Regions from separate parts of the Homo sapiens genome. Here all the other regions are linked to region 4. A link is a loop called in an ENCODE intact Hi-C map of the cell type or tissue named here. Cell type or tissue: IMR-90. All regions are shown on one strand. Links, peaks and the distances in the headings refer to the core of each region. The heading gives the core; the rest is flanking DNA. Region 1 overlaps LOC112267962 (a long non-coding RNA gene). Region 2 overlaps LINC02542 (long intergenic non-protein coding RNA 2542). Region 3 has its middle 510 kb from the start of TENT5A. Region 4 overlaps LINC02542 (long intergenic non-protein coding RNA 2542). Region 5 holds the start of LOC105377873 (a long non-coding RNA gene).

Evidence for each region. A loop is a pair of places that touch in the nucleus more often than their neighbours do. Peaks named below come from ENCODE experiments on the same cell type or tissue, not always from the same donor. Only the 100,000 strongest peaks of a DNase experiment are listed, where the experiment ranks them.
Region 1: a loop joins it to region 4, with 2.9 times the contacts of the local background. A loop is called at or near these places in 6 of 110 quality-filtered maps.
Region 2: it touches region 4 in a loop (4-fold over the local background); 6 of 110 quality-filtered maps call a loop at or near these places.
Region 3: a loop joins it to region 4, with 4 times the contacts of the local background. A loop is called at or near these places in 8 of 110 quality-filtered maps.
Region 5: it touches region 4 in a loop (3-fold over the local background); 25 of 110 quality-filtered maps call a loop at or near these places.

Annotation. Positions count from the first base shown.
Region 1 is chr6:80,602,116-80,608,540 of GRCh38, reverse strand. The region is part of intron 2 of LOC112267962 (a long non-coding RNA gene); the gene reads right to left. Among named protein-coding and RNA genes, the nearest start is that of BCKDHB, 500 kb to the right of the region's middle. In IMR-90, for the core only: a CTCF peak has its summit at 2,944 (motif pointing left); a DNase peak (open chromatin) is centred at 3,200.
Region 2 is chr6:81,891,742-81,898,166 of GRCh38, reverse strand. The region is part of intron 3 of LINC02542 (long intergenic non-protein coding RNA 2542); the gene reads left to right. Among named protein-coding and RNA genes, the nearest start is that of LINC01526, 81 kb to the right of the region's middle. In IMR-90, for the core only: no CTCF peak of the experiment used is centred there; DNase peaks (open chromatin) are centred at 2,536 and 3,656; H3K4me3 peaks cover 431 bases; H3K27ac peaks cover 1,377 bases.
Region 3 is chr6:81,239,390-81,245,814 of GRCh38, reverse strand. No RefSeq gene overlaps it. Among named protein-coding and RNA genes, the nearest start is that of TENT5A, 510 kb to the left of the region's middle. In IMR-90, for the core only: a CTCF peak has its summit at 3,904; no DNase peak of the experiment used is centred there.
Region 4 is chr6:81,993,989-82,000,413 of GRCh38, reverse strand. All of the region lies in intron 3 of LINC02542 (long intergenic non-protein coding RNA 2542), which reads left to right. Among named protein-coding and RNA genes, the nearest start is that of LINC02542, 100 kb to the left of the region's middle. In IMR-90, for the core only: no CTCF peak of the experiment used is centred there; DNase peaks (open chromatin) are centred at 1,793, 2,753, 3,183 and 3,853; H3K27ac peaks cover 1,822 bases.
Region 5 is chr6:81,763,395-81,769,819 of GRCh38, reverse strand. LOC105377873 (a long non-coding RNA gene) reads left to right here and starts at 1,405. Exons shown (of 3, transcript XR_942729.3): 1 at 1,405-1,540; 2 at 2,093-2,223; 3 at 5,263-6,425. It overlaps LOC124900219 (small nucleolar RNA SNORA70), which reads right to left and starts at 5,796; the gene lies at 5,664-5,796. In IMR-90, for the core only: no CTCF peak of the experiment used is centred there; DNase peaks (open chromatin) are centred at 2,889 and 3,229; H3K27ac peaks cover 474 bases.

The DNA of each region.
Region 1 (6,425 bases), core at 830-5,829, 1.4 Mb after region 4:
AAGGACTACAAAATAAAAGGCAAGACAAAATTATTGGGCAGTACAATGTCAGTCACTCATATTCCCCTTACTTCAGAGCTTGCAGATTCATGACCAAATACCAGAATGGTATTGACCAAATACCAGAATAGCATTGACTGAAGAACAAGTAAAACCAAGGGCGACCAGCACAGATATACAGAACACAAGACAACTACAGCGCTGGGGTTAATCTCATCCCCCACAGCAGGAGATACTGGTGACTAATGCTAAGACTTCGTTGACACATTTGGCAGTCAGCACTAGCAGCCTGGGAACAGACACTGTTCCTTCTAGAATCATCTCCATAGGGTGGCATTGGCAGCAAAGCTGCTGTTTTTTATACCAGAAGGCAGGAGACATATTACACTGGCATATGATAAAAGATAGAGAAAATCGAGCATAGGATGCCACTGGGTAGTTAAAAGGCTAAATTTTCTGATTGTAGATGACATACATCTTAAGAATGCTATAATTATTTAATAAAAATGTAAGGGTAATCCAGAGTTCTCACATGGTGAATAGGAGCATGGCCAGAGAAATACCAGTTTGCAGCAATCATAATGTTCTATTTTTATCCCCATGCTGGTGTGGCCTGAGAATCAAGAATTACATAAGAAAGGATTGCATAATATTTAAACTGCTTGTATTGGAATGAAGTGCTGGCTGGCCATGGTAGTCTTTATAAACAATGGAAAATCTCTTTTAATCAAATTGGCTTAGGTTTGGTCCATTGTAAGAGGTTGTGAATTTGATAACCGGTCAAGGTCATCTCCCTAATCACCATGAATGTCCTCAAGAATACTGCATTATTTTCATCTGATTTCCAAAGATCAGGGCACTTTGGCTTATTCTTAGTTAAGATTTATTATTTCCAAGCTGTGTATTCTAGAGTATAATTTTAAAAATCATTCAAAACTACCATAATGATCATCTACTTGAGTATTTTTAATACCAACAAATAATTTTCATAAAGATAGTCCACATTTTTATAACATGCCAGGCTTTTTCAGTTTCTCCATTTGATTATTGGACCCTATAAGAAGAGCAGATGAGAAAAAATTTGCTGAACTGGCCAAGGATAAGCAATTACTGAATGATAAAGTTGGGTCTATACAACTGACATGTCTGGGCTGCTAATTCAAGCCAGCTCACTGAACCACACCACTCCACCTTCTCTTCAGCACTTTCTCCCAATCCGTGAATCACTTCAACAAACTCAAACATTACCCATATTCACACAACCAAAAATCTAAAACAATGGACTTCTTTAAACTGCTATTACCAAGAAGCATGAGACAGTTAAATCTTCCTAAAGGTTTAATTCTTTTAAAATACAAGGTGCTTTTAGACTTTGAGTTTTCAAACTTTACTTTTTTAGTGTCTTTCATGAAATGAATGCCAACATTGGTTTATTTGTTTCTCTTCTGGATGTTCTTACAAAACACTTGGTGGAGCGTTTTCTTCTCCAAGCTGTAATGCTGTTCTTTCCACAGCATAATCCAACCACCCAGCCAGAGGACAGAAAAGGTGTCCCACACAGAGTTCCAGTTACTCTGTGAATTTATGCCTTTGGCACAAGGAATAACCACATTATGTTAAAAATTTTCTACAGAGTAGAAATAGATAATAGAAGAAACGATTTTTATGACAGATAGATTGTTTCTTCCTAGGGAAGGCAAATATTATATTGTTGATCAGTCATACAGACACACACAATGTGTCCAATCTACTTCCTCATAAAATAATTTTAATAGTCTCAATCAAAGGACTCTTCATATGACATGTTTTTAATGATCAATTGAAACAACTAAATCTAATATAATTCTACCTAATATTAGAAATTACAAGTGATGAGAATGCCCGCCGTGCTATGATATCTGGAAATTCCCAGAGTTTGTGTTATATTTCATTAGTGTAACAATTTATACAAGCCCAACACAAAAGAAACAAAATTGTCTTCTCTTTAAAAATGAAATATGCTATAAATCCTTCTTTTTCTTGATATCCTTTAGCAGAGGAATAAAATGATTCATATTAAACTCATATTAGCTTTGCATCATCACATATTTTTATTATTTTTTGCTTCTTTACTTCCCTTGTGGCAATACTTTAATATAACTTTATTGAATTTAGGGGACACTTTTGGAAACAAGATATGATACATCCAAGAAAACTTTATACTGAATTCATCTGAAGAATGCAAGAAATGACATTCTTAAAGCTTTGCAAAGGGTGCCGTAAATCATACATGAGTCTTTGGCAATCATCATGATTATATTTGACAAAATTGTCTAAGCCCAAATATCCAGGATAATGAGAAGCTCCTTTGACCTATAATCTTTAAAAGACATTTCATATGAAAATATGAACACATATTATGTATAGTATATGTGTTAAATGTGTACACATAGATACTTGCATGTATATATATTTTAAAACATTATTTTCCGAGTGACCATCTCTGTGATATTCCTGATTGTATAGAAAATATACATTGATTCTGAATGTAGTAAAAACTCCATTATAGTGTGAAAAAATCTCTTGAAAGATTTCAGATAACACCAAACATAGCAGAAATTTATTAATATCATTTACCTAAGCAACAGTTAGAAAGCTAAATTTTTTATTCATTCAAAATCTCTTTGCCTTACTTCCTAAGCCACCTAGAAGCCTAGAATTTTAGTCCTAGATTTTGAACAGCAGATTTTAAGGTTTCCACTCAAAATTGGGGAAAGAAATCCTTCACGTAGAATCTTTTAGAACTGGTTTTACAGACACATGGTAATTATATGGCAGAATTTCTACCTTGGGATTAAAGGAATATATTTTTAAAGTATAGCCTAGCTTTAGACAGCAACCATCAAGGAAGGTCCGCAAGCAGAAACAGAAAAACTTTAATATCTCTTTTGCTCCCTCTGCTGGTTGGTTTCATAGAATGAAGAGTGGGTGCTTTGAACTCTCCTTTTTGCCAGCCCCATTATCAGCCTCAAAAATGCTAATATATTTTAATTTTTCCCAGACTTTAAGGATTTGGGTATCAGGACTTCTCTAGTTGATTAATGCTGTAATTGAGTTGTTGGATCTCTACTTGTTTGAAGTATAAATGACTAGATAGGAGAACATGAATATGGAAGTTCCATTAGATTAACAGTCCAACAGTTATTGAGCATGACTCAGAAGGGAACATATGACATCCTCGTCTTAAAGTAATATGATCTCAAGGAAGAAAAAGACACACGTATATAATATTACCCAACAAAGAGGCAGTATATAATTCAGGACTAAATTGTATGGTATCAACTGCATGTTCAAAGATTTGAAAAAATTCATAAACAAGAGGCAGGAGTTGGGCTGAAACTCAAAAATGACTGTTATAGAACACAAACTCAAAAGCAATAGGAGTAGTTGTTGAAGGAGCAAGATACAGTGTGATCAATAATATGCTGATTTAAAATACAGAATATTGTGTTTTAAAAAACACTGTAATTAAACAAAAAAAATAAAAAAAACACTGTAACTGTGGAGTGTAAATGACTTGTATCTTAAACAGAAAGACTAAAAGATGAGTCAATCAAAAATAATAACTACAAGAGCTTTTCAAGACCAGGGACAGCACAATCAGATATAAATAGAAAGATCAAAAAGTTAAAAGGCAGAGGGACAAAATTAAAGTGTGGCATTGTTATTAGTTCTCTCTTTGCTTTTTGTTAGTATGCTTGTTTCTTTATGCCATCAGTGTTAAGTTGTCATCAGTTTAAAATAATGGGTTATAAGATATTATTTTCAAGCCTCAGGATAATCTCAAATAAAAAACATACAACAGATACACACACACAAAAAGCAAGAAATTAAAACATAACACCAGAGAAAACCACCTTCACTAAAAGGAAGACAGGAAGGAAAGAAAGAAGAAAGAGAAAGTCCACAAAACAACCAGGAAACTACAAATAACAGAAGTCCTGACTTACCGATAATAACATTGAACGTAAATCGACTAAATTATCCAGTAAAGAGATCAAGTGGCTAAATTGATTTTTTAACAAAGACTTAGTGATCTGTTGATTGCGAGAAACACGCTTCACCTACAAATACAAACAGACTGAAAATAAATGGATAGAAAAAGAGATTCCACTCCAATGGAAAGCAAAAAAGCACAGGAGTAGATATGCTTATATCAGACAAAATTGATTTTAAGGCCAAAACTCCAAAAAAAGAAAACAAAGGTCATTATATAATGATAAAGTGATCAATTCAGCAAGAGGATATAACAATTTTAAGTATTTATTCACCCAACATTGGAGCAGCCAGATATATAAAGCAAATGTTATTAAAGATAAAGTAAGAGATAGACCTAAATACAGTAATAGCTAGAGACTTCAACAGTCCTCTTTCAGCATTGGACAGACCTCCCAGACAGAAAATCACAAAGAAACGTGGGACTTAATCTGCACCTAGACCAAATGAACCTAATAGATATTTACAGAACATTTCATCCAACAGCTGCAGAATACATATTCATCTCCTCAGCACATGGGTCATTCTCAAGGATAGACCATATGTTAGGTCACAAAATAAGTCTTAAATCATTCCAAAAAATTGAAATTACATCAAGTATCTTCTCTTTCCACAATGGAATAAAACTAGAAATGAACAACAAGAGGAATTTTGGAAACTATACAAACACATGGAAATTAAAAAACATGCTCCTGAATAACCAGTGGGTCAATGAAGAAATTCAGAAGAAAGTTGAAAAATGTCTTGGAACAAATGAAAATAGGAACACAACATATTGAAACCTGTGGGATACAGCAGAGGGAGTACTAAGGGGGAGTTTATAGCTATAAGCACCTTCATCAAAAAAGTAGAAAAATATCAAATAACCTAATGATTCATGTTAACCAGAAAAGCAAGAACAAACTGAAGCCAAAATTAGTAAAAGAAAAGAAATAATAAATATCACAGAATAAATAAATGATACTGAAATGAAGAAAACAATACAAACATAAAAGAAACAAAAAAAATGTTTTTTGCAAAATTAAAGTCAACAAAACTTTGGTTAGACCAATGAAGAAAAAAGGGAGAATATCTAAATAAAATCAGAGATGAATAAGGAGACATTACAAATGACACCACAGAAATTCAAAGGATCGTTAGTGGCAATTATGAACAACTATATCCCAATGAACTGGAAAGCTTAGCAGAAATAGACAAATTCCTAGACACATACAACCTGCCAAGACTGAACCATGAAGAAATCCCAAACCTGAAGAGATCAATAACAACTAATGAGATTGAAGTCATAGTAAGAAGTATCCCAGCAGAGAAAAGCCCGGGACCCAAGGGTTTCACTGCTGAATTTTACCGAACATTTAAAAAAGAATTAATACCAGTACTACTCAAATTATTTCAAAAAATAGAAGAGGAGGGAATATTTTCAAACTCATTCTATGAGGCCAGTATTACCCTGATAGCAAAACCGACAAAGACAAATTTTAAAAAGACAACTACAGGCAAGCATTCTTGATAAACATTGATGAAAAAATCCTCAACAAAATACTAGCAAACCTAATTTAACAACACATTTATAAGATGATTCATTGTGATCAAGTAGGATTTATCTCAGGGATGCAAGGATGGTACACCATATGCAAGTCAATCAATGTGATACATTGTATCAACAGAATGAAGGACAAAACCCATATGATCATTTCAATTAATGCTGAAAAAGAATTTGATAAAGTTCAACATGCCTTCGTGATCAAAACCGTCAAAAAAGTGGGTATAAAAAAAACATGCCTCAACACAATAGAAGCCATATTTAACAGGCCCAGTATCATACTGAATGGAAAAAAAAAAACTGAAAGCCTTTCCTCTAATATCTGGAAGATGAAAAGAATGCCCATTTTCACCACTGTTATTCGACATAGTACTGGAAGCCCTAGCTTGAGCAATTAGACAAGAGAAAGAAACAAAAGACAATCAAGTTGAAAAGGAAGAAATCAAATTATCCTTATTTGCAGATGATATGATCTTATATTTGGAAAAACCTAAAGACTCCACCAAAAAAAAACTATTAGAACTAATAAACAAACTCAGTAAGTTGAAGGATACAAAATCAATATCTAAAAATCAGTAGCATTTCTATGTGATAACAGCAAACAATCTAAAAAAGAAATTAAAAAAGTAATCCCAATTACAATAGCTACAAATAAAATAAAATATTAACGAATTAATTTAATTAAAGAAATAAAAGATTTCTATAATGAAAACTATAAAACACTGATGAAATAAATTGAAGACACACTAAAAAATGGAAACATATTCATTCCGTGTTCATGAATTGGAAGGATCAATATTGTTAAAATGTCTACACTACCTAAAACAATCCACAGATTATATGCAAT
Region 2 (6,425 bases), core at 603-5,602, 100 kb after region 4:
GTGTGCAGGTGAGTACTTCAATCAGCACTTCATCGACAAGCCCCTTAGATTCCCTCCATTATGAAGCTGGACACACCACATAATCTTCCCATTAAACAGTCTAGAGGGAGCCATCTCCACGCTGGCTTTCATCCCAACAACTTCCCATTTCTGGAGTTGGCTGTTCCTAAACCACAAACATGCCCTTTGAACTATGTAAGGCAGGGATGTTTAGTCTCAACCGTTTTTACATTTCTCCTTCCTTTTCCGTAGGATATTGTTGATCTATCAGAATTAGGGTTTCTTTAGCCCTGCCTCTCCAAGTTCTACAATATTGGACACAAATGTAATATTGCACTGACTTAAGCAAGCAGTTGATGGCCTTGCTAGGGAAGATTACAGAATAGGTGGGTTCTCTTTCCTTCCCAGGTGCCACTGCTCCAGCTGCTTCAACTTTTCTGCATGTGACTAATATGCCTTTAATTTGGTCTTGCTGAATGAAGGTGCTGGGGAACTTCTGACTTGCCTCAGCCCATGGTCTTCAGTGACAGGGAACTAACTGTATGTTAGGTGGGAGAGTGAGCTAAATCACTTCTAAGATCTCTTCTCACATTTAACATTTGGTGGCTCTTAGATTTACTTTGCCCATTAAATGAAAAACAGCCACATGGTTGGGGGGAGCATCTACAGCAGCGGGGTGTGTATATGACTATAATTGATCTCAGCCTCCTTGTCTGGAAGAAATACTGAAGTGGGGCAAGCAAGCTCAGCTTCCACCTCATGACATGCCACCTCATAATATTAAACCAGACTGCTGCCTGTCATACCTAAAAATGAAAATATACATTTTATTTTGAAGCAGCCGCTATGAGAACAGTCAGGCACGGTGGAGACCTCCTGTGTAATTGGTTTCAACTAATGGCGATGATCTAGTGAGACTTGGAAGCTGTGAATCAAACCAAGAAATAATTTAGGTTCCTGAAAGGAGTTAGATTACAACTTAAAAAAATAGTGGCTTTTAATTTGTCTACAGAATTTGTCATCAATAGCAGTAAAAATCCCCTTGATTTATTGAAAAATCAATGTTTATTTATTGTTGTTTAAATATTGTTTGTATGTTGAATCTCACTGGAAATTCTATTCAATTAGGAATGGCTGAGGCTGCCTGGGGCTCTGTATTGAGAAGGGTCTGAGGCTCAGTCTGGATCTGAGGGAGAGAACGTCATGGTTGGCTAATGATTGGATTCAATTCTCACAATAGTTTGTGCGGATTATTATCATTATTCCTCTTTTATTCATGAGCTGAGTGCAGAGAGGTTAAATAACTTTCCAGAAATACATGGTGCAACTGTGATTCAAATACTAAGTTCCTCTGAGGAACTATTAGTCACTGTAATACCATGGACATTTCTCAGGTACCTTCAATTTTCTCATTTTTGAAAAGCTTTGGACTGCATTTCTTTCTTGACAATCTTTCAGCCTAAATGTACTTTGGTCTCTGAACAGTTCAATTAAACACCTCATATCCTGGCAATCTTGCCCTCCTTTCAACCCCTGGAATATTTATTATCATTTGGCCATTCGATGCTATTCTGGGAACCACAATGCTTGTATGCTTTTTTGTGTTTAGATCCTGTTTCTGCAAGTACATGGGACATGCTTTAAAAGGAAGGATGCGGCCAGGCGCAGTGGCTCACGCCTGTGGTCCCAGCACTTTGGGAGGCTGAGGCAGGTGGATCATGAGGTTTGGAGTTCAAGACCAGTCTGGCCAAGGTGGTGAAACCCTGTCTCTACTAAAAATACAAAAATTAGCCTCGTGTGGTGGCAGGCTCCTGTAATCCCAGCTACTTGGGAGGCTGAGGCAGAGAATTGCTTGAACCCAGGAGGCAGAGGTTGCAGTGAGGCTGAGATCATGCCAGTGCACTCCAGCCTGAGTGAGAGAGTGAGACTCCATCTCAAAAAAAAAAAAAAAGGAAAGATGAATCAGTGATCCCCTTCCCGCCCCACGCCCACCCCACCCCCCCCGTGACACTCCCGGCAGTGATGAGCATAGTATTTTGCATATGGTCAATGTTTAAAAATATTAGTTGGTTGGTTGATATGACCCAGGCCACCAAGCTATGAGATATTGTAATAGACTGAACCTAGTATTTGCCACAGAATGAGGGGCAACCAGATGCTGGTTTCTGAGTCAGTATTGCCTGAGGTATGTTTGACTTGGTGATCAGGAATGGCAAGTGCCCTCTACCCCACAGCTGATGCTCTCTAACCTTCTGGCCATTAAGAATGCCTGTTTATCTTCTTGCCTTCATCAACAGCAGCTGTTTATTTAGCAGCCTGACTTAAGACATTTCGTATATATACTCAATGAAGGCTTTCTTTCCCTATTATTTTTCTGTGGAGGGTAAAATACTGTCTTGTTTTTCCAGTTCTCCTCCTAAGTGTGATGATTTAGATGTTCCTGCTGTTAACTGGCAGCTTTTCCATTTCCTTCTAGCATGGAGTGCCCCAGACTTCTCCACAGAAGCCACTAATGAGCTTCTTGCCTTTCAAGCCCCTGATTCACTAATAACAGAATTTCAGCAATGTCTGAAGTTCGGGACCTTATCTTTTCTTCCTTTAGAAAACAAACAAGCAAAGAAAATATGTTACTTGCTGAAGCCACTGACTCAATCCTGTCTGTTTAAGGTTTTAAAACAGAGAATTTATTCAAGAATCTCAGCTTCTGCTTTGCAAATGAGTTGAAAGCTTAAGGATTTGACCCCAACTTTCAAAGTAAGTATACCTTGTCAAGTTTTTTTCCATCTCTTGCTGCCTACATTCAGTCTTTTTCAATGATACTTCATGCTTCTAAGTATGTTTCTGCCTTCTTCCTAATTAATATTGACCGAGTTCCCAAGTGTGTTGGGAACAATTCTAGGGACTGTGTGGATGGAACACAGAAATGAAAATGTTCCCGCCCTATCCCTTCTGCTTGACTTCTGGCTCTAAATGATGCCATTCATTCTATCCGCCTGTTGGCCCCACACGCAACTTTCTGTCATTCACACTATGCCAAGAGATCATCAATGCCCTTTTGTCCTGCGTCCCTCGGAGCCTTGCAAAGCACAGAGCACAGCAGAACTGTCAGCAGCACAAATGCCACTTCTGCCAAACCTGCTCTTACTGTGTCCTCTGATGAACCAGCAGCCTTTGCAGCTGTCTTCCCAGAGTGGGTTTATGAATATAAGGCCTGCCGTCTTTCCTCTCCAGTTCTGTCTGCCTCAGTACTAGTTAGAATGACTAAACCAGACAGAGTGCAAAGCCCATGTCTCCCAGTGGGTAACTCAGTCCACTGGTCTCTTCACATTCAGATTCTCTCATCTTACACCTCCAAGGACAACATGGTATAGTTTTGCTTTCCTTTTGATGTCTTGTCTTGTCTTTCTTTTTTCTTTTCTTTTTTTCCTTTTTTTTCTGCCCTTCTGTGTCAGGGCTCTCAAATGTGTGTTCCTGTACCTCAAAAATACATAGAGATGATTGCAAAGAAAAATAAATATACTTCTTCTTTCTCCAAACATGCGTAAGTCATCATTCCCGTGTTCATAAACACATGCTGTATCTGCCTCAGCATTCTTGCCAGACATGGATGATGTTTTACTTTCCCTTCTGAAAAAAATTCGAAATTTCATCTCTTGTGAAATTATCTTGGGCTTCTCTTCAGACTCAAGTCCAATGTGTGTGAAGTCATACAGATTAGAGAGCTCTGTTCCCAGAATCTGTGAGGTAACCATGAGCTTTTTCCAGCCCTCTGGATGCCTCCTCATCTTGTCAACTACGAGAAGTTAGAAGTGGTAGCTTTTCATATCATTACATTAATTATACAAGGTAGAGGCATATGCACACTTTCTTTAAAAAGACAGAAAATAGAGATTTTAATTATACAAGATAGAGGCATATGCACACTTTCTTTAAAAAGACAGAAAATAGAGATTATAATTCTTTCATGTTTGTGAGGTACTTATCACTACTCCATTTTACAGTTATAACTTTTTCTGTCTTCTAAATATTTTATTCCTGTATGTTGGAAACTTGGAAGTTTAAATTCACCCAGAATCCACTGATGGAGATTCATTCTTATCTGAGACTTCACACAGTAAACTTGTTTCTTTTTGTTAGTTTGTTCAGGAATTGTTTCCTTGCCTTTGTTTTTCTAAGAAATTATAGAAAGTTCTTTCCATTATGCTGAATACAATAGTCTTCAAAACTTCACAGCCACAAACATACAGCTTACTTATATCTTAGGTATCACTTAATATGCTGTGAAGAGATGAGAGCTTTCCTAAGGCCTTCCTGCTCTATGAACTTTGGTGAATTTACCAACAGGACCTCTGCTGTCTCCAATCCCATCACTAACCTGCCTTCAGCTGCGTTCTCAACTCATTCTTCAATACCTATTGAGAGCTTACTACCTTTCAGACCTATTCTAGGGACAAACAGAGAACTAAGACACGGCTCCTGCCCCAGTTAAACTTAAGTTCTGGGGGGAGGTAAGTGGTGGGAATGGGGAGAGGTGACATGTGCTCACTTAGTTATGATATAATGTGATGAATTCTCTAAGAGGAAAGAAATCAATTTTGTGAGACACCTCCTCCCCCATGAAAAAATTCCTAACTTGGCTAAGGGATATCTTCTAGAAAAAAAAAATTTTTTTTTGAGCTGGTTTTGAAGACTGGGTAACAGTGCTCCATACCCTGGAGAGGAGAAGACATTTCAGATAGGGAAGGTAACAGCATTCAAACCCTTAGTGGCCATAAATAGGCTAGGCTGGTTTAAAGAAAGTAAGACATTTGATATGGCTGGAGTATAAGATGTATGACTGGGGACTCTAAAATATTTACCTAGTTTCTTATTACCATTTAAATCATTATAGATTATCCTACTTTATGAAGGTAGAGGCACTGCTTGAAGACTGGTAAGAATGTATCTACCGTGCCTGTCACTGTTTTTTGCTTAGTAGCAACATTCTCAAAACAGTTAAGAAGCTCAGTTAACTGATGTTCCTTTTCTCAAGCACTGACTCTGGTTAATCTTCTCCCCAAGCTCTTTATCTTGGTGTAGATAACTTGAGGTCTTCCTCTTATTCGTCAGTTAAATGGCTGAGCAATCAGACTTGCAGTGTCTCCCACATTGCCGTATTGATACCAGCTTCTGGCCTCATTATCAGGAATCACTAGCTGCTAGTTTCCAGACACAGTTGGTGGTATGTCAGTTTTTAATATCAATTTAGAGATTTATATTTATCTGACTTCCAAAAAGAAAAGGTACTTGAAAAACTGACTATTGGTACTGACATGTATTAGATACCATGAGTCATATATTCTCTTTTTTAAATTTGAAAATTATACTTTTAAAAGTCATTTAATTTTCATTCAATGAGAGGTTGGAGCCTGGAGAGAAGTCTCATGGGGCTTATAAAAGGTTGAACCTCTCTACCTGGCTCCTCTACCTGCTCAGGTATAGGATGTATCTGGAGTCTTATTTGGGAGTGGGACACTAACAACTGCTATAAAAATTCATATTCCCTACTCTGGCAATGTGGACACTAAAGATTCAGTATGGCCATGTTGTTTGTTGTTTATGCCCTGCCTGACATTTCAAAAACCATGTGAGAAGTTGCTAGGGTAGAGGAATTACAGTCAGAAAGAAGAATAGGTGACAAAAAACAGAAAGAAGGTAAGGAAGAGGAAATAGGAGGATTGAAGAGAAGCAGGCAGGGTGGGGTGAGGACCTTGTTGTTCTCACTGAGTAGATCTAGACACAGGTGCCACGTTATTTAATACTAATATTAGCCAGGAGAAGACAGGTCTGAAGGTAGAAAGCCAGGGAGGAGTGGCGTTGAATTCTTTTCTGCTGAAAGTGGTGTGCAGTGGTGGGCTCTTGTGCAAATTTCCCTTGGGATTGTAGCCTTCTCTTTTATGAACTTCTCACTCCTGTTATTTCCAGTTCCGGACCTTCTGATCAGAGACTACTGGAATTTCCAGCTCTCTAGGCACTAATTTCAGGGGCTGAAACAGCAACCCCTCTGCAGCGCCTACCACAACCACTGCTGCCCTGCTGGGCTGTGGGGTTGTGCCAGCCCGGGCACTCTTGCCCAGGAAATAGAAGGTGGCATTTAAGTAGCACTTAGGACTATCCTAACCAATCCTAAAGACTCGGAGTCAGGCCAATTCTAAATTAAGCTTTCTTGGGCAAATGAATAAGGACTCAAGAAACCTCAGAGTGGAAACAAAAAAATATATGAAAATTCGTTAGCTCCAAACATATTTCTACTATCCTTCAGTTTTGACAGATATTAACATGATTCAATGTTTCTATAATTTATTTTTTGTTTTAGATATTTTCAGGGTTCAAGTTTTAAAATATATCTCAATCGAAACTCAGTACTATTTAAAATACCCAAATGA
Region 3 (6,425 bases), core at 844-5,843, 750 kb after region 4:
GGTACAGAATTTAGACTTCTATATCATTTCATTAATTTTGGTAAAAAATAAATTTATTAACAAATTTTCTATATCTCTTGCTGTTACCTTTAGTAACACTAAAGTTTCATTTTTAGAGAAATTTTATCCACTTTCTACAAGTTGTTAAAATTTATTTTTATATAGTGGTTCATAATATTCCCTTATTATACTTTTATTGTCATTAGTATCAGCACTAATATCCTCTCTCTCATTCTTGATACTGGTAATTTATGCATTCTTCCTTTATTTTCTCTAATTTGATTATTTTTATTGTAGATAACAGATGTTCGGAATATGTTTACAATGATTTGGATTTTATTATCTTCATGAAGAGTGTTGATGTCAGTTCTAGAAAGCAGAGAAATTAATGTCTAATTACTTTGAACTTTTGGATAATATATCTATTTGGTTTTCTTGGTTTTAGGATGAATCTCTTTGTCCTGGTATGTCTTCATTTGTACAGTGTAGTAATGCCTAAATTTAAATGGAATGTAATATTTATTTATCAAGACCATCTAAAAATGCAGGACTTAAACTTAAAACTCCAATCTTTACTCTGCCTTTTTAGTCTTTCAACTGCTTTTCAATGGGTTATTTGAAGTTCCTCCTCCACTACTATAAACACGCATTCAATTCAGCCAGCGTTCATGGGAGTTAATATGCAGATATGGGGGTTTCCTACCTTGTGGCTCTCATCTCATCTGAATATTTCTTCTCCAATTCAGGTTTTACTGGGAGATCTAAAATCCATTCTCTGATGGCTCAAGCCATAAAAGCATGGCTGTCTCCCTGAGTGCTAATCAAACTGCACTACATGGACTGTGGCTGGTCCTCTGGGGAAAAACTATAAATGTGGAGTTCATCCAGTACAGTTTTCTTCTTTCAAAAGTAGAATCCTCTCAAATTTCTACCTATTATTGGTAGTATTTCATCCTAGCATTAATACAAAACATTCAAATAAAATACATAAATTTCATGATTGTATTCATTGGCCTCATTTATTAGCATACATACAAACAAACTTTAATTGCTTTACTTAAATAGCAATATGAGTTCTAATTACAAGGCACATCTCATACACGTAATCATGAAAAAAATTAAATTTATAATTAAGATTCCTAAAGATTTGGTTTTTCCTTTATTTGGGAGGGATTTTTTAAAGATATAATTTTCACTTGTAGAAAATGAATTATTAAATAAATTATGGCATCTAAAATAGAATTCTGACAAATTCAAAAAGCATAACTTACACAGTATTAGGAAGAATCAAACAGTGTTACAAATGAGCATAAATGTGTTTCCCTTTTTGTCAGATGGTTAAATGTTTAACTATGACAGAAAAATTAAAAAGTTAACAAGAAAGTTTCAGCCAATAAATGCAAAAAGTTAACAATGAGATTTCAACCAACAAACGCAGAACCCGTTCACCACATATGATTATCTTTGGTCTCAAGAATTTTGCATATTTTGTTAATGCAGATATTATTTATGCTCCTCTATGTAAAGCTATAAAGTCATGTCTTTGATTATTTATAACGTGCCTTGTCATCTCCATGCTCTTATAATCAAAAGAAAGAAATTTATCATCAGAAATCTATGTGCAGAGGGAAAGCCAAGCAAAAGCATTCTCAATTTCACTACCTTGTTTCATTTCTATAAGATAACAGTCTTATGAGCCTATAATTCTATTCTATGCAAACCTGTCATTCTATTTTAAGCTTGACCAGAATCTACAAAGCACTTTTCTTTCTGTGTATACATAGATACTCTATGTGCTTGCACTAGAAAGCATTTCACACAAAGTCAGCTCATGTTCCTCAGGTAGGTACTGTGAAGGAAAAACATTAATGATTTGAGCCTGCTTATATTCTTACAGCAGAAGCAGAACATTTTTTAAAATTATACTTTAAATTCTGGGGTACACGTGCAGAACGTGCAGGTTTGTTACAGAGGTATACACATGCCATGGTGGTTTGCTGCACCTCTCAACCATTCATCTACATTAGGTATTTCTCCTAATGCTCTCCCTCCCGTAGCCCCCTAACCCCTGACAGGCCCCAGTGTATGATGTTCCCCTCCCTGTGTCCGTGTGTTCTAATTGTTCAACTCCCACTTATGAGTGAGAACATGCGGTGTTTGGTTCTCTGTTCTTGTGCTAGTTTGCTGAGAATGATGGTTTCCAGCTTCATCCATGTCCCTGCAAAGACCATGAACTCATCCTTTTTTATGGCTGCATAGTATTCCATGGTGTATATGTGCCACACTTTCTTTATCCAGTCTATCATTGATGGGCATTTGGGTTGGTTCCAAGTCTTTGCTATTGTGAATAGTGCCACAATAAACATATGTGTGCATGTGTCTTTATAGGAGAATGATTTATAATCTTTTAGGTATATACCCAGTAATGGGATTGAAGCAGAGCATATTTATGTAAATAAGGAAACATTAATATTGAATAATACATTAGCTGAAAAATGATAACAGTGAGAGACAACTTGAACCACAGCTAGGTCTTAAAGAATATGTAATGGTGGAAAGAGAATTCTGAAGTTAAGAAACAACTTTTAGATGGAGGATTCAGTTTGCGCAAAAGTAGAAAGGTGGAAAAAGAATAGGGTGTTTAGGGGAAATAACATGGGTAAATAATCCTAAGTGGAGACAGCCCATACATGGAAGTAGAGGGAGATACTATATAATTCAATTGTATGTGATACAGCTAGATTATGCATTTTACAAACTTTTTGTCCAAAAAAGAAAAAAAAAGAAACGGTGCATAAAGGCAAAAATGTTGCCTTTATCATATTTACTATGTTAAAAGTTTCTGTTTCTGAAAACTGCAAAATTTAGGAATAATCATGTTGGAAAATAAATTTAAATTTTAACTTCTCTCAGCAAACATGGTTTGATGACTAAGCTGAACTTTTGGGTGACTTTGTGTGGGTTTTTCTGTTGATTGTCATTTTTAACTGAGTCAGTTGTGGAACATTAGGTTTTTATTTTCACAGCACAGAATACACAGCCTGATTCACAAAATTAATTTAAATGATCGGAATCTCTAAGATGAATCATAGAAATCAGTAAATCATGGGAAGTCAGGGCTTTCCTGGTGGGCATTTTTTTTTAAATTTTTACAGAATGGGTGAATGGGTGAAAGGCTGGATGTCTCAAAGGAAATTTAAAAGTAGCTCTTCAGTCATAAGGTGAATCAAATTATGGAGCACCAGAGCCAATAAAGTTGTAGTTTGCTGTAATTTGAACTACAGCAACATAGAATATCAAGAATGTAGGGAAAGTATTAAATAGTCTCAAAAAATAATTTGCTTTTATGTCAATGTGCTGAAACTTGAATATTTTTTTAGAATATTCAGTGTTAATATAGTAGATTCAGTAGATTCTGCATTAATACCAAAAGATAAGATAAAGTATTTGTGTTAAAATTTCAATGACTCAAGTCATTTAAACAAACATTTACTAAAAACCTCTATTGTATATTCTACTTTTGTTGTTCTGTAGATAAAAAAATGGGTAACATACTTTACCTGTTCACAGGAAATTTATAATTTAATGATGAGGACTGCACGGCTCTTGCAAGAATGTGATAGGCACCACAAAAGAACAAATAAAATATGAAAATAATAGGAGGGGAATTGTGAAGAAAGTGTTTTTGCTCTGGGGTAGTCTCTGTGCAAATTGCTGTATGTAAATTCTCTCATTTAATCATATTAATAAATGTATGCTATAAAAACTATTGTTATATCAATTTTTTTAAATGAAAAGCCTAGGGCTTAGCGGGATTATGTAAGAAACTCCTACAACTCAAAGCTCAAAAACTGATTTTCTGACTCTATCCTCTTAAACACTGCACTATACTGCCTCCTAGGGGAATGATCCTTGGAGATGGTATTATAACCTTACTAATTTGCCAAAGACACAAATATGAGAGGAAACAATATTTGTCCAGGAAATGCTAACAGTATAATAAATTCATAGTGTCAGGTATAAGAATTTTATGCTTTATATAAAGAATGAGACTAAACTGGAAGGATCTCAAGTCTCAGGAAAGAAGCGTGTCCTTGACTTCATATGCATTGAGATGTCATTCCAATGAAAATAACCACATTGGAATTACCATATTTTTATGATAAATCAGCATGTCTCCTTTTTTCTGGATCTCATGTTCTCTTATTCTCCTGGTAATTACAGTACTTCAGTGTGTCTTAAGACAACCAGCCTTTTCAACTTTTCCAAAAACTGCTTTAATAAACATAATAAAATGAACATAACAAAGAAATTTCCCTAGTATTCTATTAAGAATCCTGAGCCAGGGATTAATCTGTGATCTGTTGGACGAAGTTTACTCTATGTTAAATATCTTTCCTACAATAGATTTTTTTAAAAAACCTCAATGACGTGCACAGCAGCACAGTTTATGTGCCTGTGCAAACATATAACTGATGTGCTTTTTCAAGGCTATAAAATGTGTTCCTCCTTCCATATGTGGATTGTTGAGCACATCAATCATTAGGCAATTTGCTCATTTTTTAACTTTTACATTTCTGTAGAAATTCCTTCAGCACGAGGTACTCTACCAGATGCTAGCAGTAATAATTTAGTGAGGTTGATAATGTTCCAAGTCCAGTGTTTGCTTTTCCTTGAAGAATCATAGTGAAGAGTAAGAACATCAAAGTTCGTTGGAATATTAAGCACTAAACAGTCCTGCTAATTGCCCAGATTCTAGCATTTTCCAAAAGAAGTATAGTTCCAAGTATCCATCGTGGATTATTGATTATGTTCAAGTTCTTTTTAATTAGGATTGTCTCTTTCCTGTCATTCTGTCTCTAAACACCATTGGCTCTAAATTATATGTGACTTCTGAGCTCATCTTGGTTCAGTTCTATCATGCTACAAATGAACAATCTGATGCCAAGAAATATGAAATGATTGGTCATGACCTGTCAGCTGGTCAACCTGAATTAGAATCAGGGATCCTCATCCCAGACCTACTATGTTATACTTCTCCCTTCATCCTCATTCCTTTATTACAGCTCAGGTTATTTTCTCATCAAGTCTTTTAAGCCATAGAGGTTTGTTGAGTATATGAATTATGTAAGCCAGAAAATATCCCATTTCCTCAAAAAGTTTTTATTTTGAAAAATTTTGAATTTGCATTACAATTGCAAGAAACGTACACTAAATATATATCTTCTTTCATCAAGAGTTATCAATTTCTAATATTTTGCCACATTTTCTTTCCCTCTTTCTCTCTCATTTTCATTCTTTTGCATCTAGTAAATTCTCTGTCTGTCGCCCAGGCTGGAGTGCAGTGGCACGATCTCGGCTCACTGCGAGTTCCGCCTCCCAGTTTCATGCCATTCTCCTTCCTCAGCCTCCCGAGTAGGTGGGATTACAGGCGCCCGCCACCACGCCGGCTAATTTTTTGTATTTTTAGTAGAGACGGGATTATTTCACCATGTTAGCAAGGATGGTCTCGATCTCCTGACCTCGTGATCCACCTGCCTCAGCCTCCCAAAGTACTGTGATTACAGGCGTGAGCCACTGCGCCCGGCCCAAGTTTACTCTTTTTACAACCATTGTGGAAGTCAGTGTGGCAATTCCTCAGGGATCTAGAACTAGAAATACCATTTGACCCAGCCATGCCATTACTGGGTATACACCCAAAGGATTATAAATCATGCTGCTATAAAGACACATGCACACGTATATTTATTGCGGCACTATTCACAATAGCAAAGACTTGGAACCAACCCAAATGTCCAACAACGATAGACTGGATTAAGAAAATGTGGCACATATACACCATGGAATACTATGTAGCCATAAAAAATGAAGAGTTCATGTCCTTTGTAGGGACATGGATGAAACTGGAAACTATCCTCAGCAAACTATGGCAAGGACAAAAAACCAAACACCGCATGTTCTCACTCATAGGTGGGAATTGAACAATGAGAACACATGGACACAGGAAGGGGAACATCACACTCTGGGGACTGTTGTGGGGTGGGGGGAGGGGGGAGGGATAGTATTAGGAGATATATCTAATGCTAAATGACGAGTTAATGGGTGCAGCACACCAACATGGCACATGTATACATATGTAACAAACCTGCACATTGTGCACATGTACCCTAAAACTTAAAGTATAATAATAATAAAATAAAATTTTAAAAAAAGTCCTTCATGCTTTATGACATTGATATTTTGAAGACTCTAGACCACTTGCTTTGCTGTTTGGATTTATCTAATTATTTTCTCATGATTAGAATCAGGCTCAACATTTTTGGCAGAAACACAAGCAAAGTAATATTGTGTTTTTCTCAGCTCATTAATTTAAGAAGCACCTGATATCAACTTAACCCATGATTGGTGATGTTAAGTTGATCATT
Region 4 (6,425 bases), core at 1,009-6,008:
GCTGGGATTACAGGTGTGCACCACCACACCCGGTCATCATCATTTCTTTAAATAACCTTCTAGCCTTTTTCTTTTTCTCTGATCCTTCTGAGATTTCCATGATATGCTTATTGGTCTGCTTGACAGTGTCCCATAAGTCCTATATGCTTTCTTCACTCTTTTCATTATTATTGTTATTATCTTTGTTCCTCTGACTGGGTAATTTCAAATGATCTGTCTTAGTGTTTGCTGGTTCTTTCTTCTACTTGACTGATTCTTCTATTGAAGCTCTCTATTCTTTTTTTCACTTTAGACATTGTATTCTTTGGCTCCAGAATTTGTTTGGCTCTTTTTTTGTGGTTTCTCTGTCTCTATTGAACTTCCGATTTTCTTTTCATGTATTGTTTTCCTGATTTTGTCTAGTGTTCTGCACTCTCTCATAGTTCACTGAGCTTTAGGATGGCTATTTTGATTTACTTATCATGGAATTTATAAATCTCCCTTTCTTTGGGGTTAGTCCACTGGAGCTTTATTTTGTTACTTTGGTGCTGCTATATTTCCTTGATTCTTTGTGCTCCTTGTAGACTTGTGTTACTCTTGTTGCATTTGAAGAAGTAATCGTCTTCTCTACTCTTTACTGACTGGCTTCAAGAGAGAAAGACCTTCACCAGCAAGCCCAGCTAGAGATTCTGGGAGTCTCTCAGACTTTTTCTGGATGTATCAATTTTACTCTTCTTGTTCTCTATAAGAGGAGAAATTTTAGGGGTTGTGTGCTGTCTCTGGATTCTGCAACACCAGGTCTGGTGCTATGAGGCTCCCATTTATTTTTCCTAGGGCAATGTTCAAGGTTATTCAAATCAGCAGGGTTGAGCTGTCTGCTAAGATCCACACCTTCTGTTGAGATATGTGTGCTATGAATGGGATTTTATGTGGGCTATGCACAGGGTACTGTCCATGGGGAGGGCATGTGGGGTCCTGGAGGCATGTGTCAGCTGATTATGATGGTCCTCAGGTGAGTCATTCTGCGGGCAAACCTCTTGGTGGAATGTGAAAGCTGATTAATAGGATTTATGTCTAGCCTTTTCAGTGCGTCCACTCTTGGATTTTGTGTTCCCCTGGAGTGCTGAAATATCAGTTAGACTCTGTGATTCCCACAAAGATATACTCATCCATGGGTAGTTACCAAAATTGGTGTTTTGGCGGGGCATGACATCTAGAATCTCCTAATCCATCATCTTGCTGACATCCCTCCCTGTTTTCATTGTTGTTATTTTATTTAATTAATTAATTTTTTTTTGAGATGGAGTTTCACTCTTGTTGCCGAAACTGGAGTGCAAGAGCACAATCTCGGCTCACTGCAACCCCCACCTCCTGGGTTCAAGTGATTCTACTGCCTCAGCCTTCCCGAGTAGCTGGGATTACAGGTGCGTGCCACCACACCTGGCTAATTTTTTGTATTTTTAGTAGAAACAGGGTTTCACCATGTTAGCCAGACTGGTCTTGAACTCCTGACCTCAGGTGATCTGCCCGCCTTGGCCTCTCAAAGTGCTGGGATTACAGGTATGAGCCACCGTGCCCAGCCTTCGTTGTTCTTATTATTATTATAAGATGTCCATTTATCTTCATGTATAGCTGATAATGCTCCAGTTTTTATTCTCATGGTGATTCATATGGGAAAAGTTAGTTTGTATGATTATTTAGGAGTCATCGTTCCTTCATTTTAGACAGTTTTGCTTACTTTTTAGGAAAAAAAAACAAAATTTGATCTAACCTAAATGTGAATTATGATTCAGAAGAGTGGAAGGCATTATCATTTCTGTGGCTTCAAATACCAATGTTGCTTGTTTATCTGTGTTGCTAAGGTTGACTTTTGTTGCTCTCCCTCATGTATTGGGATTAACCACACTGACTGAATGGGGATTCTTATGGTTTGAATTCTGTCCCCTCTAAAAATATTGAAGTCCTAACTCCCAGTACCTGTAAATTTGACCTTATTTGGAAACAGGGTCTTTGTAGATGATCAAGTTATGGTGAAGATTGCATCTTTATAACAAAGAGAAGTTTGGACATGGAGATACATGCGCACAGAAAGAATGTCATGTGTAAATTGGAGTTAGGCTCCCCAAATCCAAGGAACTCCCAGAAGCTAGGAGACAGACCTGGAACCATCCTTCTAAGGTTGATGCCTTTGGGGTGAACATCCTGCTGACACCCTAATCTCAGGTTTCAGGCCTCCAGAACTGTGAAACAATAAATTTCTGTTGTTTGAGCCACTCGGTTTGTGGTACTTCGTTAAAGCTGACCTAGAAAACTAATAAAGGGCTATTATATAGGAATCCATACTTTTCATGGTTGCCCCATTAGCACTCTATATTAAAAGTTCTATATTAGGAGAGTTTGAGGGAGCACAAACTGTCAAAACCACACCTAGGAGAAGTTTATTTCAGAAACAGAAATTAAAGAGTCACTCAAGCTGGTAAATGTACTGAGTCTTTAGGCCCATTATACTAATCTGTCTCTGATGTGCCTGGCCCATGGGAGTTACTTGTAACTTATGAGATGCAAAACCCTGTTGGGCTCATATGTGACTGGGAAGTGCCCATCATTCATTCATTTCTATTTTATTAGATCTTAGGATATTTAATGTGCCAGTATTCAGAGTAATAAAGATAGAGCTGTGAGTAAAAGTCTGCCAGGAAATTGGTAATGAAAATACTTTTGTGGGTGACACAGCAATTTCACCCACTCACATTTAACTGAAAAGTTCTCTTCATAGAGACCAGATAACCCAAGCTGTGCTGTGCTGTTTGACACGTACATATTTCCCCTTTCATCATAATTACTCTGCTGGCCAGTGTGTGGGTACTGTTTTTTTTCCCCTTGAGGAGCAAGTTTTTTTTTTTAAGAGAGGAGGAAGAAAGACAGGAAAGTTGTTTGCTTGAGTGTAGAAATGCCATCGTGAAGTAAGACATTTTAAAAAATTCTCTTATTTCTGGCATGCTGCGTAGTTGTAATTCCACAGTATATAGATTACTTTAACATAGCTAGAAGCAGCTTGATTACATTTTATATCGGGGTAAAAATGCCCCTGGCTATTGGTATACAGCTGGGAAGGAATTTTATGGCTGAACTGAAGCAAATCTGAAAAGTGAGGAGGCCTGACTAAACCCTCTTTCATCATGCCACTAAAATCACTGTTTAGTGTTAGTTTCTGAACCAAGGTATGAGTCACAAATTTAAAAAGCCTCAAGAATATGTGCTTGCAAAATAATGTGTACCACTTTCCTTTACTGGAAAAAATTAGCTGATATACATTTAAGACTTATAAATGAGATATAAAGTCAAATAGTAGTGCATGCCTGCTATGTCTAAGGACTTTGCTGGGCCCTGTAAGAAACACAAGGAAGGGTAAGTTAGGTGTCTAATCTGAAGAATCTGAATGCCTATCCAAGAAGTCAGGTCAAATATAGTTAAAATGTTAACAGGAGACTGAGTAGTATATAATCTGAGTCAAATGGATGATATAGCAGACAGTAAATGCAATAGGAATTCAAAAGAAGGAAAGGTCACATTAACTCAATCAGTTATTCATTCGTTCTTTTGATCAGCAAATATTTATTGAGTATGTATTATATGTCATGTACTGGCCTGAGTGAAACAATTTAATATGCACATGGCATCCAGTATGAATGCGGCAGTCTAAGTTCTTGATTACAGTCACACCTGTGATCTGACCTTCTCATCTGACCTCTACTTTAACCCCATTTTACAGATGAGAAAATCAAGACTTAGCACTCAAAAAAACAAGCTAACTAATTCAAATGAGTATTTGAGTTAAACCTGATGGTTTGAGTAACAGTTTTCAGAGATGACTCAGAGGTATGAGGTCTGGGTGCTTGAGAGGCCTATGAACCAAAATAGTCATCGAGTGAGTGTGTGTTTAGGGGAGATGAGAAATTTTATTTTAAATATATTGAGTTAAAAGCAATGGTGGGATGTCTATGCGAACCAACCACTTCGTCTTTGGAGATGTGGGCCTGCATCTTTGATAGCTAAAGATTTGGGTGGCATACATATAGAAATGATAATTGAAGTATTAATAGTCAATGAGTTTTCCAGAAGAAGTAGTATGAATATTTGAGAGAGGGGGCAAAGGTTCCAACCTTGTGAAAAGCCTGTGTTTGGGGAGGTGGGGAAGGATTGACAAAAGCAGTCATCAAAGTGACCAACAAGAAGGAATAGCTTCAGGAAATGCTGCCTCATCCCAGAGGTTGATAGCATTACTTCAAGATGAAACATGTTAAAAACTACAAGGAATGCAAGGAGAAAGAGGGCAAAACAGAAACAGAAAAAGGGCCTTTGAGGATAGCAACAATGCAGATTTGTGGTTCTTGGGAAGGTTCAGTGAAGAAGGAGGAGCCAAACCAGATTACTTTAAGAGATGGGAGCATAGAGAGGAATGAAAGTAGTGGATATAAACTATTCAACTGGGGGGAATTTAAAAAATTTAAGTGTGAAATCTTTCAACTGAAAAGTAATTATCCAATGTTGTTTTTCACTTTGTCCAAAGATTAGATTAATATTACCCTCCTAATGAAATGAAAGCAGCATTCTACTTTCCTGATTCCTTTAATTGCTCTTACTGCAATGTTGGCAGACTGCTTTAGGGAATTATCTGAAATCTGATTCCTATTAGATTCAGAATTTAGTCATCATCATGGTTCAGAGAGTAAGACATGGAAGAACAAAATCAACAAAGATCATGCCCTGTGCCAGATCAGAGAGAAGAGGAATACTGTGCTCTTTCATGGCAGGTCCAGTGCTTTTGGTAGTCTCCATTTATTCCCACTGCCCAGCAAGTCTCAGCACGTGGCAAATGCTTTACAATATTTATTTGATGTAATGTGGAAGTATTAATTGTGGAGATAATGATTTTACTGTGCATACTTCTTTTTGGACTCTTTAAACATGAATTACCTGGTGGCATCCAGGATCGAAGGCTTAAAGGCAGTGTTTAAACCAAAAGGCCATCACTAATAAGCTCACTACAAAAACAAAGACTACATGAATCTAATGGCTTTATGCTATTCTCCAATTTGCCACCTTTTTAAAGGTTTTTAGAGCTTAGATGTGGAAATTTTTCAGGTGAGTAGAGTTAAGATGATGCTGTAATGCATCAACATGACTTAAAGCAGATGAAACATTTTCTGTTACCCCTCTTAGAATGACCAAGTCATGTTTTATTTACAATTTACATTCACCTTTTCCTAAAGGGGTTTGATGTGCCATATAAAACTATATTAATGTAAAAGTTACAAGTAGGATTAGAAAGAAGAGTAGAGCAGCAAGCATCTGTAAGGGACAGAGAGAGGACATGTTTTTAGACTGTTAAAATAAAACCTTTTTTATAACAGGACATTGAGTTTGCCTCTTTGTGTTTCCTGGTAGCTCAGGCAAAGCTGAAATAGTTTGGATATAATTTTATTGTTGGTTAAAATAATCACAGGAACCAAGCTCTAGGAGGAATCTGTCATGCAGTTTCTTACATAGGTGGTTTGGAGGAACACAGCAGTCAGTGTTTTAAGCACAAAATCACGCAATACCCAGGTAAAATGTTGAACAAAGTACCTTTTATGTTGCCCTCTATAAAGTTTGAAGGTGTAACATTAAATTGAACCCCAGGGAAGATACTTCCACTGGAGCATGGGAGAGAGTAGTTGCCAGATAGTGAATTGCTTTTTTTAAAAAAACTGTTTATATACTTTTGTATTATGAAAGTAATTCAAGTAGATAAATCTATAAAGATAAAATAAAAAGAAATGCATTTATAATTTCAACATCACTTTGTCGAAATATTAGCAAACTAATATTTGCTTTGTTGCCACAATGAATAAATGCATGTGTCTAAACATATGAATATAAATTTACATATGGTATACAGATGTATATTATGAATGAGAACATATAGTGCATATAAGCATTTGGAATTGAGATATATCTATGTCTATATATCTATATGGATATATGATTTTGTATTAGTCTTCCATTTAATAAAAAATCATGCCCATTTCCTCATGAAAACTATTTTAATGGTTAATAATTCTTTATGCAAATAATTTATAATTCATTGAACTCTCAGTTGTTGGGAAATTTGTGTTTTATTTTATTAAGGATATTATCGCTGTGATATTTGTTGCAAATACATTCATAGTTTATGATTTGCCTTTTAATTTAATCTTTGGTATTAGAAACTTTCATTTTTATTTAGTCAATCTTTTCCATTGTAATTTTGTTTCTGCTTTTTTTCCATAAAGTCTTCCTCGTCTGGTTCATTTTTCAACTTTGAAAAGCTGAAATTTAGCTAGGCAATGATTATGCCTACTAAAACCTAGACTTAGGCAAGTTATGATTTTTAACAAGAAAAATATAATATTCCCAGGCAGAAG
Region 5 (6,425 bases), core at 637-5,636, 230 kb after region 4:
CAAATATCAAACTATCAAAATCTGAGACAAGAAAATTTCCCAAATCTCATGCAACGTCAGAGATAGATCCTACACCAGGAGGAACACCTGAGCCAGACAGGAATTCTTGTGGCCTCCTAAAAGCATCATGTTTATTGATACACTCTGTTCATAGAGTACTGTGGCTGTCATGTTGCCACGGCCACTTTCATTGTGTTGCCATTGGGCTCTGGGAGCAAGTAAAAAAGTTGAAACTGAAATAATCCCTTTTAGCATTTATGGAGTTTGATCTTCCATGCTGTGTTTGGTAATCTGGAGTCCTGGCTGTTCAATATTCCCTTTCTAGTTCCTCCCTTATAGTTATCACTTGAAATGTGAACAATAATAAAATGGCTACAATATCTTAGTTATCTACTAGGTGCCAGGTAATGTACATACACTATCCATTTAATCTTTTTCACAGTTATGCAAATAAAATATTTTTGCCATTTTATGTATGAGAATACAAACGCTTAGGCTAATTTGTCCCAGCTCACACAGCTAGTTAGTGACAGAGTAGAGTTTGGATTCAGAGAATCAATTAAAATTATTGAACTAGATAAGATTAAAGACAATTGCTTCTTCAGGTCACTTTGGGCAGAGCTGAGGGAGGGGACAGGAAAGAACCAGGTTCTTCATAGTTCAAGATGTGGACAGTTCCAGTTTCTTCTCCATTCTCCAAAGAGCCTGATATTGTGATTTCTGCCTGAGATTGCTTCATGCTTGGACAAAATGGACTTCAGTAATAATGCTGATATTATTTTTGTTATATAAGTTCTTATAGTATACAGTGCTTCTGCCTAAAATAGCTCTTTCTGTAAGCATGGGAGGGCAGGAACTCACCTTCATCCTCAGGATCCTATGGGGCTAATTCCTCTGTGCAGAGGTAGATTTTCTGTGAAGCGAAAGAAGTTTACATCTTCAGGGACTCTCACTTGCTTGGGCATATGCTTTTCTAATATTTGAAAGAGCAAAACATTTTAGCCACGATTAAGACTGCAGTTTAGGCTGAGTGTGGTGGCTCACAATTGTTATCCCAGCTACTTGGGAGGCTTAGGCAGGAGTATAATTGCTTCAGCCCAGGAGTTCAAGGTTACAGTGAGCTATGATCACACCACTGTACTCCAGCCTGGTGACAGTGAGACCTTCTAAAAAAAAAAAGACTGCAATCTCTTTTCATATGAATTATTTTCCATGCCTTTTCATGTTGGATAGTCCCAGACTAGCTGTGGACATTTTTGAGATTTGGCTAATGGGAAATTAAATTGGGAGTCCCTCTATTTGGGTTTAGGGAGATGGATTTATGTGGTTTGCAGTCATTTTCAGGTATAGTAATTATTATTGCTACCTGTCCATGTGCAGGAATACTTTCAGAAACCCTCTTCCCACTCATCTGCAATCACAGAATGAAGACACAGTGGTTGTAATACTATATGAGCATGCTGTGCTGTGCCAGAAGTATGTGGGCAGTAGAAGAGAAAGAAGACTTGAACATTTTTCAAATCATCATAACAAAAAAATTGTAAGCAAAGGTTTTGAATCTCATCAATGCTGTGTTAAGTCAGAAAAGTCAGAAATCCTCTTCTACCATACATAGGGGTGCAATCAAAGAGTATGCAATCAAGAAGAAAAAAGTAGAAAAAAAGTGTAGGATGAATCAGGGATTTAATTAATAAATATTTTTCTGGATTTTTTATGTTTGTGGTATTTGTTAGCTGTTTATATGTATACTTTGTGGTGATTTCTCATCTTAACTAAATATTCACACATATCTATTACTTATAATTTTGTATTCTTTTAAAGAGTTCCCCCATAATTATATAATCTTTAGATCCCACAGATCTTATATCTGCCCCTCCAATACAGCATTTAAACATCCACTAACTAATTAGACTCTTCACTGAATCTTGGTGACAGGAGGGAGGAGGAAGAATCCAGACAGGTGTTCTGCCAGGGGAGTGGCTTTGGAACTGGACCAGGACATGGGCTCTCTTGCTCTGGTGTAAGCAGGGCAGGTCCCGCATGTTGTCTTGGTCCCCATGCCTGACTCATATTATCATTTTTTTTCAACAAGGCCAGTCTAATGAACAGGTAGCTGTCAGCACTACAAAGGAGGGAAGACTCCCGCACTCGCTACCACATTTCTTCTCCACCTCCTGTGGTGGCCTCAAATACTAGAACTAGAGGCACATTCCTTTGGGCTTGGTAAGTTTTTTAGTCTTTGAGAATAAAATTAAAAGCAAATGTTTTACAAACAATTTCATCATAAGTCAATATGAAATATCCCTTAGTCCCGAGGTTTAGGAATGTTGATGAGGATGATGATGATAACCTACCAATTTCTGAACATTTACTATGCCTCAGGGAATGTGCTGCACACTGCACTGTGTGCAGTCAATCCTGCAACAGGAGGAAACTGAAGCTTAGAGGGGGTCATGCAGCTCTAAGTGACTGAACAAGAGATTAAGGCACAAAAATAGTTAAATGACAAATTATGAGGCAAAGGCTTTAAAATTTCAGGCATTTCCCAATTATGCCTTGGGCTAGCCCTTCCCTTTGCTGCTTTCCTCAACTCTAGTAAAATGCTGATTACTACTCTTAATCACAAGCAACAGAGTAGAATATATTCTACATTATGTGGGGTTCAAAAAATTAACCCCTAGGCAATGAAAATATGTTTTCTTCAGCATAAGAAACAAAATTGGGATAAAACACCGAACGACACCTGGATTGCAGAAAAAGTCAATTACCAAAGGGGAAAAGGTTTGCAAGACAACTAGAGCTAGGCAGTTAAACATTAGCATTCAATGGTTTGAAGTGTTTAGGTTTTGCAATGGTGTGGTTTGGAAGCTTTCCAGCAGAAAGGCTATTTTCTTTTAAAAGGATAACTCTCTGCAATATTTTCTTTGCTGAAATAATGTGATCCTTAATGACGTCTTATATGACCCAAACTTAAAATAGACCCTATTATTTTAGCTGACCTCATTCTAACCAGGTTTTTACAGGTCAGCCATTAACTATCAACAGCTTCCTGATAATTAATCCTACTTACCCAAATAACTGTTAGCCTGTTAGCCTTATCTATGCTAAGAGGAAGCTTTTCTACGTACCAGACTTCCTCAGTGAATAAAACACAAACTGAAATTCTGCAGAAAGAGCCAACATTGTGAGGTTTGAGAATGAAGAAACAGATTGAAGATTACAACGCTCCCCTGTCTTTAGCTCCTTACTTGCTGAAATTCTGTGGTTCATCTGGCACAGGAATGGCTTTACAGTAGAGTCAGCAGCACAACTACTCAGGTCAGGAGTGGTTCTCTGGATGGCTCTATCAAAATGCATGGACAACAACATATGCAGTTACCTAAGTGGTCTGGATTGAGAAGCAATGGGGGAAGATATCTTAAGTAGCCATTAGTGTTATTTCCTCTAGGATTTAATTTTCTGCCATTAGAGGCTCATTCTTGTGACTCTGAAGAGCTCTAAGATTCTACTAGGAAAATACAGCTGCCATCTTTGTTTGTCACCTACTCAAATGCAAGACTGGTGTTTGATAAAATGAGGGAAAAGAGGCATGCTGTTATAACTGATGCTGTCAGGACTCCAGGAAGAAGAAAGGTGATGAAATAACAAAATTGCTTTCTTCATTTGGTGAAGGGAGTAAGGCGCTCATGCTGGTCCCATCTAGCAATTTGTAAATGGGTTGTTTGAACATATGGGTCTTAACATGTTCATAGATCGTGGGTGTGTGTTTGTGTGTGTAAAATGAAAAGGCTTATTATTAGATGTAGCCTCATGTCAGCATAGTATAAAGTTCCTCAGGTAAGGGCATGCTTTATAATTAAAGGATTTCTGCATCTGTAATTGCCCATGACATGTACCTTTTCTTTCCAAGTCACATTTCTGATTTTCAGTGACAATTTATTATTAACCTATTTTCTCATCGGGTTAAAAGCATATCCCAAAATTTTAAATCCAATGTGCTCCAGTACATATAAAGAGACTTATTAAGATGATCTTTTCTTAATAAGTCTCTTTATATGTACTGGAGCCCGAAACTTCATTAGCAATTTTAATTTCGCCCTGGTCCTGTGGTCCTGTGATCTCGCCCTGCCTACATTTGCCTTGTGATATTCTATTACCTTGTGAAGCATGTGATCTCTGTGACCCACACCCTATTCATACACTCCCTCCCCTTTTGAAAATCCCTAATAAAAACTTGCTGGTTTTTCAGCTCAGGGGACATCACGGAACCTGCTGACATGTGATGTCTCCCCCAGGACACCCAGCTTTAAAATTTAAAAAAAAAAAAAAGATGATATTTTCTAAGAAAGGTAATTATATCTTACATTACACAAAAAAAAACACTAAAATGACTATATAACCCTGATGGGTTGTGACCTACAGTTTGAATAGCAGTAATCTAAGATAGTATCATCATTTGCCCAGATATCTGCAGCAGTCTATTAACCCATTTCTCTTCTATTTTTCCCTCATGAATTCCCCATACAGCAGCAAAAAGGATCTCAAAAGATAAATCCAGTCATGCAACTCTCCTGCTCAAAGCCTTCAATAGCTTCTAACACTTACACAAAAAATCTAAAATCTTTCAAACTCCTCACCACAACCTACATGATCTGAACTTTGACATTCTGTTCAGCCTAATCTCATGCCATCTCTCCCTTCCTCTGCATGCTCTGGTTCCATAGAACACATTTGAGTTCCTCCAGTACAAGAGATTCTTGCCTGCCCAGGTACAAGTTGCTCCCTCTGCCAGGAACACTCTTTTCTCAACTTCTCATGACTGGCTGGTGTTTACTCTTTAGTCTGGTCTTTTCTCTACAAAGACACCTTTTTTAACCATCCCAGTTACAGTGGATCATTCCTTCTTATTTTTTATTTCAACCCATTGTTTGAACACTTACCACACTTGGAAAGATGGAAAGAAAATATGACAGCTAGAAAACTGACCAAATAACAGGCAGGATGGGGGTGGGTGGAGGACTCACAGCAAGAGATAGTGAAGTCTTTTAGGGCTGGATATGTTCATCTTAGGATCAAGGACTTAAAACTTTGGAATTGTGACTTTACGCAATGTAGCTTGCCTGTAATGCCTGCCTTTTCATTTTTGTGTAATACCGAATTACATTAATTTGGAAAATTCTACATGCCTCTACTTTGATAAGAAGGATGAAGGAAAGAAAGGGTTTGGTTAAACATATGCTAACATTTTTTTTTCTTTGTCAGAAAGTATTGGTGAGCCTAAGAGACAGCAGAACAGTGGAAGCCTTCCTGAGTGCAAGGCCTGACACTTGTTGCGGAGCCATGACTGGGGATGCATTTGACCCCACAGCCATCTGAGATAAGACACTTCTCAACTACCATGTCTTCAGATTCATCTGCATTAAACTTGATAGAGCCCCATTTCTTTGTGATGTGGCCAAGCAACTTGAACTTGGCCCTGTGTAGGGACTCAGTCACATGCTCCTTGTTCTGCACCTTGGTATGGATGGACATGATGACTTACCAATGTAAATTCTGGCCATGGTACCCTGGGGCTTTCTAGAGATACCCTGCACACCTGTCTGGAGCCTACAATGGGAACAGTGCAAGGTCAAAGGTCAGAGGCATAAACATACATTGGAAACGGCTGTCTCCTATGTTCTTTAGAGCAACCCATACAAGAAACAAGCTGTGTATACAACAAAGGAGGCTGTTGTTTGCAGCCATTACACCGAGCCCCTGTGAGGAAAGGAGTACAGCTGGCTTAATTGACTGCAGATGAATAATTTTAAAAGTCTGCTGAGTTCCAGAATTCGGGGTGACAGTGGTAATCAGAGTGACAGAACTCTAGAGAAAGGCAGTGTTCATAGAAAAGAGTCAGAGGTTGCTGGTGGGGTCAGCTCCCACCAGCTGGAGGTTCTTTCTTGATTCAGAACTCACAGAATTTTATGTGGTGTTTTAATAAGAAAGATGTTTCCATCCTTGAACCATCCCTTCTCTAGCTTGGAGGTCCTTCCTGTGCTATAAAGATCACAGATAATTTTCTGGCTTTGTACAAGGGCAGTACTGTTGAAGGGGACCTGCAAGCTTCTTTGTCCTAGAGACTAAAAGTCCCTATTTCTGCCGCAGCAGTTCCAAATCTACAAACAGATATTTTCACATGGTATCACTCCTCACTAGCCACCAGTTGCAGGATGGAGATGCAGGATATATTATAATAGTTGTTTTTGAGTTCAGGTAGAACTTGGAATCAGCCAAATTTGCCTTAGGCTCAAACTGGATGCCCTGAGAGATAACTCCCACAGTGTAAGATTGAGAACATCTTTGAACTCCCATGGGCCTGATGCCTAGAAGGAGAGCAACCTGGGTTTTGCCCCTTCTTCTGCCTTTGCTGGTCTCCATGCCTA